Linked DNA regions of Homo sapiens: region 1 is linked to region 2. The links are chromatin loops, found by intact Hi-C in ENCODE. Cell type or tissue: psoas muscle. All regions are shown on one strand. Each heading gives the region's core, and the rest is flanking DNA. Links, peaks and the distances in the headings are about the cores only.

Region 1 (5,378 bases), core at 328-5,327, 89 kb after region 2:
CTGGTGGAGGAAGCTGTTTACTTTGGTCTGGTTGCCTTGAGTGAAATGTTTTATTAACATAAACAACTTTGATTCCTCTAAGCAAAACAAAAATAAAAATAAAAACTCAAAGGGGAAAACTGGAATCTTAAAATAAGCAGCTAGAATCTCTGAAACATTTTGCTAAACAGGATATTCAAAATCAGTTCACAGAAAGGGGAGAAAAGTCAGAAGACACTGGAGTCCTGAGGAGATGAAAGGAAAGAGAGAAACTCAGTGCAATGTCCCAGGAGGAGGTGGTGCAAGTAACAATGGCTCAGGAACAAACAAAGGACACAGAAATGGAACTAAAGGGAGTGAACAAATAGGAACCACGAAACCACAAAGGTGGAGAGTGTGGGACATAAAGATGGGCCACTATGGTAGGTTTCTAAGGCTTAAAAGGATTTGACTTTGGGGGTTAATAATAGAGGAATATGGTTGAATAAGTAGGAAGGGGATACGAAAGAATACAAGAAACTGCTCCCAAAAGAAAAGACTTCAAGGCCTGAGCACACACACATGTGAACACATACACTCAGACTCCTGAACATCTCATTTTCCTGGTCCATACTGGAGTGAGTAAGCTGCTTCATTATTTTGTCAGAACTGTCTGCTGTGCCAAATTTGAGGTTTCAGAGTTGTGGCAGGAAGTGGAAGAGAACTTACTGTGCATAGCATAACTGCCTCAGCACTAGAAACATTTCTGCCAAATACAATGTATTTCTCTGATACATAAGTTCTTTAACATTCTTTGAGGATATCTTATTCTAAAGAAAAGAAACCAAAAATGACAGTATTTTGAAGTCTATATTAAGCTCAAAACATAACATACATTCATACTCAAATCATATATATTGCTACTGCCTCCTGGAGACTTTACGAGTTGCAGACCATAAACTGTGGAGCCCAAGAGTGGGCTAAAAGACTGTAGACTCTTTAAAGCTTGCTCTAAGGATTTGGGCTAGTTCTCAGATTTGCTTTGCAAATAATCAGATGCCCACATTTCATTCTCTCATTTGATCCTTTTAACACTATGAGGTAGACAGGGGTAGGTTTATTCTTGTTTAGCTAATGAGGAAACTGAAACTCTAAGAGAGAATGAGACTTTCTCAAGGTCAAATGGCTATTAAGGGGCAAGGCGGCCTCTTCTGGCATCAAATTCAATGATCATTAGAGGATACTTTGCTGCCTGTCCATTAGTATAACTAAAATGAACTTAATATTTTCCACTTCTTTCTGGTTTGATTTAATTCATTCCATTAATATTTATTAAGTACTAGTTGCTGAATAGAGAAGGCTGAAAAGATATGGTCACTGTCTTAAAGAAGGTTACAGAGATTGAACAAAACAGAACAAAGGCAATGATGGTGCAGTGTGATCCTAATAGGAAAGGAGCAATGGGGCTTATGCTTGAAGTAGGAATGGAAGTCTGAAGTCATCAGAGACAGCAGTAATAGTGTATGTTTTGAGTATCATATACAGCTTCTAAGTAATTTTGAGAATGACCTGCCCTCAAAGAAAGTTACAGGCTATAGGCAGACAAGTGGGAGAAGAGTGGCTCTTGTCAAAAGGAACAACATCTATGTAAAGCAAAAGATTTGAGAAAGATTGGCATGTTCAAGAAACTACCAACAGTTCTGTTTTCCTTGAGAATAAAATGTGAGATAAGCCTGGAGAGACGGTGGGGTGAGGGCATGCCAGCTCAAAATGAGTCTTGTGTTGCATGGAAAGATCCTTAGCTGTGAACCTTTAGGCTGGAAAGATCCTTAGGAGAATGCTCATGAGGGCATTCTTACTATGAGCATGTTGCATGGCTAAGTTTGCATGTCAGAGGACATTCCAGTTGGAATGCGAACTCAGCCGATATGTTGGCAGAGAAGGAGAGATTGATGTGAGGAGACCAGCAAGAAGGGTGTGCTGTAGTCATGGCAACAGATGAAGAGGACTGAACCAAGGTGGTGGTGGAAGGGATGCATCCAAGGAGGCATTTAAAAGCAAAATCCACGGGACTTTGTGTTTGAATGTAGGGGTGAGGGACAGTGAACCACCAGAAACAATGCTAAATAATTTGAAAACAACTGTGAATGCCTCAAGAAGAGAAGTTGTATTCTATCCATCTTTGGTTCTCTTTTTTCTTACTGAGCCTGGCACATTTGGGATACTCAACAAACTTCTATGAAATCGTGTTGTTCTCAAGTCTCTTTTTTTTCAGGTTGCATCACTTTATTTCAGAAATACAGTGATAGTCATATAGAGCCACATAGCGCAGGGGGAACCCACACAGCTGCCTCAGGCAGCAGCAGCCTCCTTTGCAGCTTTTCTCTCCACCAGCATCCTCTTCCTCTGTTTCACCAGGTACTTCAGAATAGCGGACTCCCAGCCGGGCGCGGTGGCTCATGCCTGGAATCCCAGCACTCTGGGAGGCCGAGGCGGGTGGATCATGAGGTCAGGAGTTTGAGACCAGCCTGACCAATGTGGTGAAACCCCGTCTCTACTAAAAATACAAAAAAAATTAGTGGGGCGTGGTGGCGCGTGCTTGTAATCCCAGCTACTCAGGAGGGCTGAGGCAGGGGAATCACGTCAACCTGGGAAGCAGAGGTTGCAGTGAGCCAAGATCGCACCACTGCACTCCAGCCTGGGTGACAGAGTGAGACTCGGTCTCAAAAAAAAAAAAAAAAAATAGTGGACTCCCTGGTCATGATAGCGGTCCTGGCATGCCTTGGCCACCAGGGTGAAGGGTTCCAGCTCCTTGGCACAGTCTGTCTGTAGCTCCCTCCTTAAGCCTCTCCTGGATGAGGTCAACAATTTCTTGACTGATTTTGTGGTCCCTTCTCCATTGCATTTCAGCTCCAAACATGCACAAAACATCCTCCTTGCATTCAATGATGTCTGGCATGTGGCGATACTCCCAGTGGTAGTAGTAATACCTTCTTCACATGCTGCCCCTTTATAAACTCTCTCTCACAAAGGCCATGAGGAGGTCAAAGGCCTTCATCAAGTAGGTGATGGGTTTGGGGAGCAAGGCCTGCAGCGAGGGCATGGGGACTTGGGGTACACATCCTTGTCCCAGCTCTCTGGCATCGTGGTGGTGGGTGGTGGACTCCACTCCTGGACATGCTGCCCTGGCCTCTGTCTCTCTGTCCCTGTCTCACAGCCTCTCAAGTCTCTTTCTTATTTCTTTCTGTTTGCAGGAGCATCTTTGAAGGTGGGACATACCACTTCATTATTTGTTCATTTCTTATCTCTAAAAAATACCTGGTTCAGTGATCTGAAGTTGGGGGGTGCTAAAAAGGGTCATAAAATTGGTAGGACATTTTTTCAATTTTTAAAAAATGAGATGAGAAGATAAAGTAAAGTAGACATTCAGATTGATGTAAAATGGTATCAGCCTTTGGGAAGATTCTGAGCAAAAATGGCCACAACCATTCTATTCTCCCTACTGTATCCATATTCCTCCAAAGGTGACTTTGAAGCCCCTCTTATCAAGGGGTGGGGTCTTTTTCTCCACCCCTTCAATGTGGGCTGATTTTGTGACTTACTTTGAGCAACAGAATACAGCAAAAGTAACCTTGTCCTTGCACACCTGTGCCTCACACACTGCTGCTCTCTCTCAGAAACCTGCCAAACTGCCATGTAAACAAGCCTGGACTGGCCTGCTAGAGGCAGTGACCAGCCGTTCCGGCTAAGGCCATTCTAGGCCAGCCTGCCCTCAGCCAACTTCAGCTGACTGTAAATGCATGAGTGACCTCTTGGAGATGAGAAGGACTGCCCAGCTGAGCCCAGATCACACTGCCAACTCAGAAACTTTTGGTCTAAATACATAATTGTTACTTTATGTCACGAGAGTTTGGGGGTCATTTGCAGCAAAAGCTAAAGATGGACTATCTTTGGAAAAGGAATAGGTGAGACACTCTTCCTTGGCTTTCTACATCAAAGGAGATCAGTGCTTCAGAGGAGATCAGTTCCAAAGACACTGAGTTTTAGTTGTCACACTGCTAACATCACTTCCTGCTGCACAGCACTCCATCCATCATCCATATGGAGGTAATATTTGCTAATAAGAATGCCAGAGGATGAGCAAGTCATGTGTTCTAGGAGGGCCCCAGGTACAGTTTCACCAAGCCAGGGATAGGGGTTATTCTTTGACTCTTTAGACACGACTTCTATAGTTTTTAAGTGATCAAGGGCTGCTTGTTACTAAGTATTGCTGCTTTGAATCACGGGAATCAAGCACTATAAAACCTTCAGGGAAGTCTTTTGTTTTGTGTGTGTGTATGTAAGAAAAAGAAAACAAAAATACACGTTAAAGGTATATATGACCATTTGATGCACTTTTCTGTTTGTCTGAAATATTTTGTAATTTAAAATTAAAAAATTTAACCTGGTAAACATATATTACATTTTCTTACTATAATAACATTACTTTAATCATCTCCCTTACACTGTTCCCAGGAGATTCTATGTGAATATTGCTTTTTCTGCTCACTGCTATGTTAGGAGATACAAGGTCAGCAGCACCATATTTAATATATCCCTCTTTTATAGCACTTCATTTATTTATTCATGTTTTCAACAAATATTAATTATCTTCTCCATACTAGGTATCGTTTCGGACAATAATGATACAGCCCTGAACAAAACAATGTCCCTCCTCTCAGACCTTACATTCTAGTGGGGGAAGATAAAATACAAATAAACATGTTACGATGCCAGGAGTGATATATACCATAGAGTGAAATTAACCCTGGTCAAGGATTAGAAAGGCATGGAGAGGGCTTTTCTCGATGGGATGGTCAAAGAAGGCCTCATTGGTGAAGGAAGGAAGAGTTCAGCTGGGCCTGAATGAAAGGACACTAGAAGACAGAGCTCTACAATGTAATCAACTGGTTTTCTTGTGTTTTTTCGGTTCATTGTGACATCTGGAAGGTAGATACTGTGTCTTATTCATCTCTGTAACTTCAAGCCCAGCACAGTGTCAGGCATATAGGAGGCACTCAATCTTACTAGATGGATGGATAGATGGATGGATGGACAGATAGATGCATGGATGGATGCATGCATGGATGGATGGATGGATGGATGGATGGATGGATGGATGGATGCATGGATGCATGGATGGATGCATGGATTCTTCCTCAGGGTTTCAGCAAATAGTGAGAACTCAGTAAATAAACAACGAGGGGGCTGCCTTCTCCATGAGGCTTACCCTGACCATGCAGTTTAACACTACATTCTGCCCTGGCTCTGCCTTGTTCTTCCTATCCAGCACATGCCCACCCTACCTCACCCAAGAATTAAAAGGCCTTGACACTGTTATTATAGCTTCTTCCCCTCTTTAAGAAAATCAGTGATCCAAC
Region 2 (5,378 bases), core at 82-5,081:
ACCTTTCTCTAATAAAAGGAAACAGAGCTCCTTGAAGAAACGGCTGATTCTAGGTCTAGGGCAGGAAATATATAAGATAAGCCTGCCAAAAACTAAGTGCTCCAACAAGCAAACAATAAAAAAGTAGTCAAAACCAAAACCCACATTGATGGGGGTATCTCAAACAGGCACAGGAGCCAACAGAAAGCTCTCCCAATGGCCAAAGCTGTACCAATGAGAGCAACAAAAGAAGGTAGTATTGGATTAAACCCAAAGTGTAAGATAAATGCTCATCAGTCCACACTGGTATAAATGACTGAATAAATTAATAAATGGGGGAGAAGAGACAGACCTCCTCCCACGCAGAAGAATTCCAAATTAGATAGCTACTCCATCCTACAGGAGCATCTCCATCGCAGCACTCCATCTTCACGCCCCATTCCTCAAGCGTGGGCTGCATGTGGTGACTTCCTTCCGAGGAAGTCATGGGAAATGGGGGAAAAATAATTTTACAGTGTGGAAACTTGAGAAACACATGATCAGGACAATATCAACAGTCATAAATCATGTTGAAATGATGTGATGAAAATGGCATTTTACCTCTTTCTCCCCAAAACCCCTAACCCAGTCTAATCGTGAGAAAAACATCAGACAAGTTTCAATAGAAGAGCATTCTACAATATGCCTGACTAGTACTCTTTCAAACTGCCAAGATCGTCAAAAACAAGGAAAGTCTGAGAAACAGCTACAGCTAAGAGGAGCCTATGCAGACTCGAGAATGACGTGCAGTGTGGTGTCCTGAACGGGATCCTAGAACAGAAAAGGGCATCAGGTAAAAACTGAGGGAATCGGAGTCAGCTGGGGCCGTTGGCTAATAATAATGTACATATTTACTCATTAGTAATAACAAATGTATCATAATCATGTAACATGTTAATAATACAGGGAACTGGATACAGTGGCAGAGGATACTATGGGAAGTCTACAATCTGCTCAATTTTTCTGTAAATCTAAAACTGTTCTAAAAATAAGGTCTATTAAAAATCAAACAAACAGAGGGTCTAGAGGTCAGAGATGGAAGAAGTCAGAGATTCTCTCTCTTGCTGGCCTTGAATAAGCAAACTTCCCTGAGTTCTGCAGCTGCAAGGAAATGAATTCTGCCAACATTGTGATCTTGGAAGAGGGCCTCAAACATCAGATGAGAACCCAGCCCCAGCTGACGCCTTGATCACAGTTTTGTGGGACTTTCCACAGAAAATCCAGTTAAGCTGTACCTGGGATTCTGAACCATGTAATCTATGAAATAATGTTTGTTGTTTTAAGCTCCTAAGAAATCAGCCAAAATGAAAACACCACAAACGTTTTGGAAAATAAAGAGGGTGCTACTCAAAATTAAGTAAAGTGTAGAGCATGCCTAGGTGGCTGCATGAAACTGGGTGGTCAAGAAAGCCCTCTCTAAAAGGGTGGAACCTGAATTGGAAAAATGAGCCATCCACAAGGGATTACAAGGAAACACTATGTGCAAAGCAGTCAGATCACTCCAGGGCCTTGAAGTAAAACTTTGGGTGTTCCAGGGTAGAAAGGCAGCCAGTGTGGTAGGAGTGACCCGACTTTAGGGAAAGGAACAGAAAAGGAGGTGAGAGGCAGCATGAGCCTGATTACAAACAGCTTCTAAAGAGGTGTAAGGAGTTCAGATTTTAAGTTCAACTGGAAGCTATTGGGCCATTGACAGTGGATGACTGACATATCTGATTTATGGTTTTAAGTAAAATTATGCTAACTGCTCTGTGAAGGACTGATTGCAGGGTGGCCAGAGTGGAGTCAGGGCGTTTAGAGAGGAGGCTCCAGCATTAGCCTAGACAAAAGATCATGGAGCCTTAGACCTGATTCGGGGAGGAGGTGATGGATGTCTTCCAGGGAGTGTGGGAGGGTGTGTGAGAGGGGTCTTGATGGGGTAGGGCATACGTTGATGTTTATGCTCATCTTGGGGATCCGTATCCACGAAGCAGTACTGAGGTGCACCCAGCAAGGGAATCACAGGAACTCATAGCAGTCACGTGCTCCCTTGCCTGCAGTCTTTCCCTGGTGGCATCCTGTTCCTGAGCTTCTGAATGTCACTGGTGATTCATCAGGCACACAAATGGTGTTGTGCCAGTCTGGGCGAGATTCTCCCCTGAAGGCCCTGCCAAAGGGAAAACTGGATCCCACTTGCCACCCCCGGCCTCCTGGTTGAGCAAAGCTGCCCTACTTAATTAATCATCTCCTCGGGGCTGAGCGTTCATTAAACAATTTGTTGCTAATTCTTTCCCAGGGTGCAGGGTGCCCCTACTTTGACCAGGAAATAGTTAAACCTGGAACAGAAAAGTGCCCAGCGCAGGCCATCTTCCTTCATATTGGAAGAGAGGAGAGGTTGGGGATAGAATTCTTCCATTTTCATGTTGGCCTTGGCAGTTTCCTCTGAAGTCACCTGCAATTTCATCTCTTGAACTCTTGTCTCCAAATTTACCTTCTTCATTCTTGCTGCCTCTTCCTGCTGTACCTGCTCCACATCCAGGCCTGGCCAGCTCCAGGCACTGCTGATGTTGTCCCCCCACCCTTCTCACTTGTAGCCCCATTTTAACCCTCAGGCTCCTGTCGGTGCTCGGTTATAGATGCCTGCAACCTGAGCCTGGGTGAGCAACCTGAGCCTGGGTGAAAGCTAAGGCCACGGGGCCTTTCTGTCCCACTTTGTGATAACTCTCTATGGTTCGAGTGGCTGATTGCTCTGCTCTATCTATGAGATGGCTGTCACAGGTGGCTTACTCTCCAAATTCTTCAACAGGCCAACCCCTAAAGATTAACTCCTAGAGAGCAGGGACTGGCCAGGTTCTGAGAGGGGTGGTGCTGACATGTCTCTCTGACATACAGGGTTCTAGAGGTCAAGGCATCATTTTTGGGTTGATGCCCCAGGCTCTCAGTTTGCTCTATCTGCTGAGCAAAGAGGCGGGAAGTGCAGCTTCTGTTCTAGTCTGCTCCTTCCCTAGTCCCTAGCTCACAGTCAGCAGATGGCAGCTGCCTGGGACTTCTGGACTCCCATAGCTGTGTCTAACCCAGTTGGAAAGAACCCTAACTAGAGAAGAAAGGGAGTGCCCTCCCACCCCTGAGAGAGTCATCTTCAAGAAAGACCACACTTCGAGGGACCAGCTCTTAGTGGCTTTGTTCTCCAGCCCCTTCTGTTAGTGCCTAATGGTACTCACAAGGTATGTGGACATCCGTTTTTTCCCCAGACTCTTTCAGGAAGACATGGCTTTACCTATGGACACAAGTAACAACGCACCAGGACAAATAAGAAGGCGACCTGATCTGTGGATGAGATGAATTTGCTCCATCCTGGAAGGTGCCGCAGTCAGCAAGAGGCAGCTTTTAGAACAGCAGCTTCCCCAGATCTTTCTGTGATGCTAACACTGTATCTTACAGGATGGTTTTGCCACTTAAAAAATAGATTGCATGTCCCCAAGAAAGCAGATTTACCTGGGACCCTCAGTACTAAAAGCTTGGATGAGCTTTCCCAGTAATAATCGAGGCCCCATCTCAGCCCTGCCCTGTCTCTTGCAGCATAAAGTATGGAGAAATAGTCCTTAAAAGTTGGAGTTAAAAAAAAAAAAACATGAGAGGTCTTGGCTAACCAGTTCATCCCTAGTACCATAAAATATTAGCGCTAGAAAGAACTGGAAAGTTCATCTCTTCCACTAGTTCCCAACTCTGGCTGTACATTAAGATCATCCCCAGAAGTTCCACTTGGATGGGTCTGGAGTGGGGTCCCAGCATCAGTATTTTTTTAAAAGCTCTCCGGGTGATTAAAGTGCAGTGGTTGAGAACCACTGCCTGGACAAAGGTAAGCAAGGCTCTCACTCATTCACCCTATAGAAAGGGGCCTCTGACTCCTAATTGAGCCCAGGGGCATTCAGAGGTCTTCCCCAGAGCCCTGTGCTTTTGGGAGGTGCCTCAGCACGGTCCAAGGGCAGGGCTCCAGGCACAATCATATCCCTCACTGCCCCCACACTCCATCCTGGGAGGGTGCTCACCAAGGTCTCAGTTAAGTGGGATATAGCCCAATGACCCTACCACAGTCACATCTGTTGGTCAACCACTGTCACCAAATTCTGTCCCTTTATTGTTTGACCAGTGATGTGTTCCCTGTCTGGAAAAGATAAGCCAGTGAATTACACAATCTCTTTCTCTGGAAGCTGGCTTCAACAGGCCAGAGGGAAGTTGTCAAAGAGTTGAAGAGTCCTGGAGATGTAGCACCTGGGCAGGATCTGAACCTTGTGCCTGGCATGAAGAGAGGGGAGAATGAAAAACCATGAAGGAGCCTCAAATGCCATCAAAGAAGTGGAGATGAAAGAAGCTGGCCCCCAGGGCTCACTGGATTCCTTATCTGCCCGCGGCCCGTTTGCTCAGCTTTTCTTGGATTCCTGGGAGACCTCTCTAGAGCCTTAGGAAAGCCTTGTTTTACCAGAGCCTGCCTTTATATATCCAAAAGAGTCTTAGAGAGAACACTCACTACAAACAGAGCTGCTCCACTTTTATCTTTTTATATTTTGGGGGGCTACATAAGATTTGGATTGCAAAAGGAAAACCAAAAAAGCTTCCATTGCTAAAATATAGTGTGGAAATCATCAAGCTAGTTTGACTCCTTGTTTCACTGAAGGGTATGCTGAGGCACAGAGCAGGGAAGCATGCCTGGTTTTGTCAGCCTCTGTCTCTGTGGGAGACCAGAAGGAGGAGTGTGGAAACTACTAGACAGAGCCATCACGTCCCCCTCACTCCCCCAGCCTCTGCCATAACCACAGGTGTGGGGCTCACTGAGGAGGCAGCTCTGGCATGGGGCATCCTGACTCTAACAGCAGACGGTTTTTTTAGCCCTGAGTGATTTTTCCTTGGAAAGACCCTGCCTGTCTTTGGCACAGAATGGCTGTGTTTCAAGGGAATAAGGGTAGACCTTCAATAAATTCAGAACTCAAGCCAAATCCCACAGCTCACTAACCCCCAAGATCACTCCATACACCTAGAGCAATGAACTCCTCCTGTCCCCAGCTTGACCTGCAGACAAAGAGCCAGCATGGCTCTCTCCTTCACCCTCTGCCCCTGTTCAGAAACCCAGAGCCTGGTGGCTCACAGAAGGGACCTGAGTTGGGTGTTTGCTACAGGTGCCTAAATTCTAACTGACATTTGTTTCTAAATGCAGGACTTACTTTTATTTCTTTCCATAAACATTTCTTTTTTCTTTTTCTTTCTTTTTTTTTGAGACGGAATCTTGCTCTATCACCAAGGTTGGAGTGCAGTGGCACGATCTTGGCTTACTGCAACCTCTGCCTGCCAGGTTCAAGCAATTCTCCTGCCTCAGCCTCCCAAGTGGC

What was found. Hi-C counts contacts between places; a loop is a spot of excess contacts. Peaks named below come from ENCODE experiments on the same cell type or tissue, not always from the same donor. Only the 100,000 strongest peaks of a DNase experiment are listed, where the experiment ranks them.
Region 1: a loop joins it to region 2, with 2.0 times the contacts of the local background. A loop is called at or near these places in 1 of 110 quality-filtered maps.

Annotation. Positions count from the first base shown.
Region 1 is chr7:141,349,701-141,355,078 of GRCh38, reverse strand. The region is part of intron 2 of TMEM178B (transmembrane protein 178B); the gene reads right to left. It also overlaps the pseudogene NDUFB10P2. Among named protein-coding and RNA genes, the nearest start is that of AGK-DT, 200 kb to the left of the region's middle. In psoas muscle, for the core only: no CTCF peak of the experiment used is centred there; no DNase peak of the experiment used is centred there; H3K27ac peaks cover 579 bases.
Region 2 is chr7:141,438,762-141,444,139 of GRCh38, reverse strand. All of the region lies in intron 3 of TMEM178B (transmembrane protein 178B), which reads right to left. Among named protein-coding and RNA genes, the nearest start is that of AGK-DT, 110 kb to the left of the region's middle. In psoas muscle, for the core only: no CTCF peak of the experiment used is centred there; a DNase peak (open chromatin) is centred at 2,119.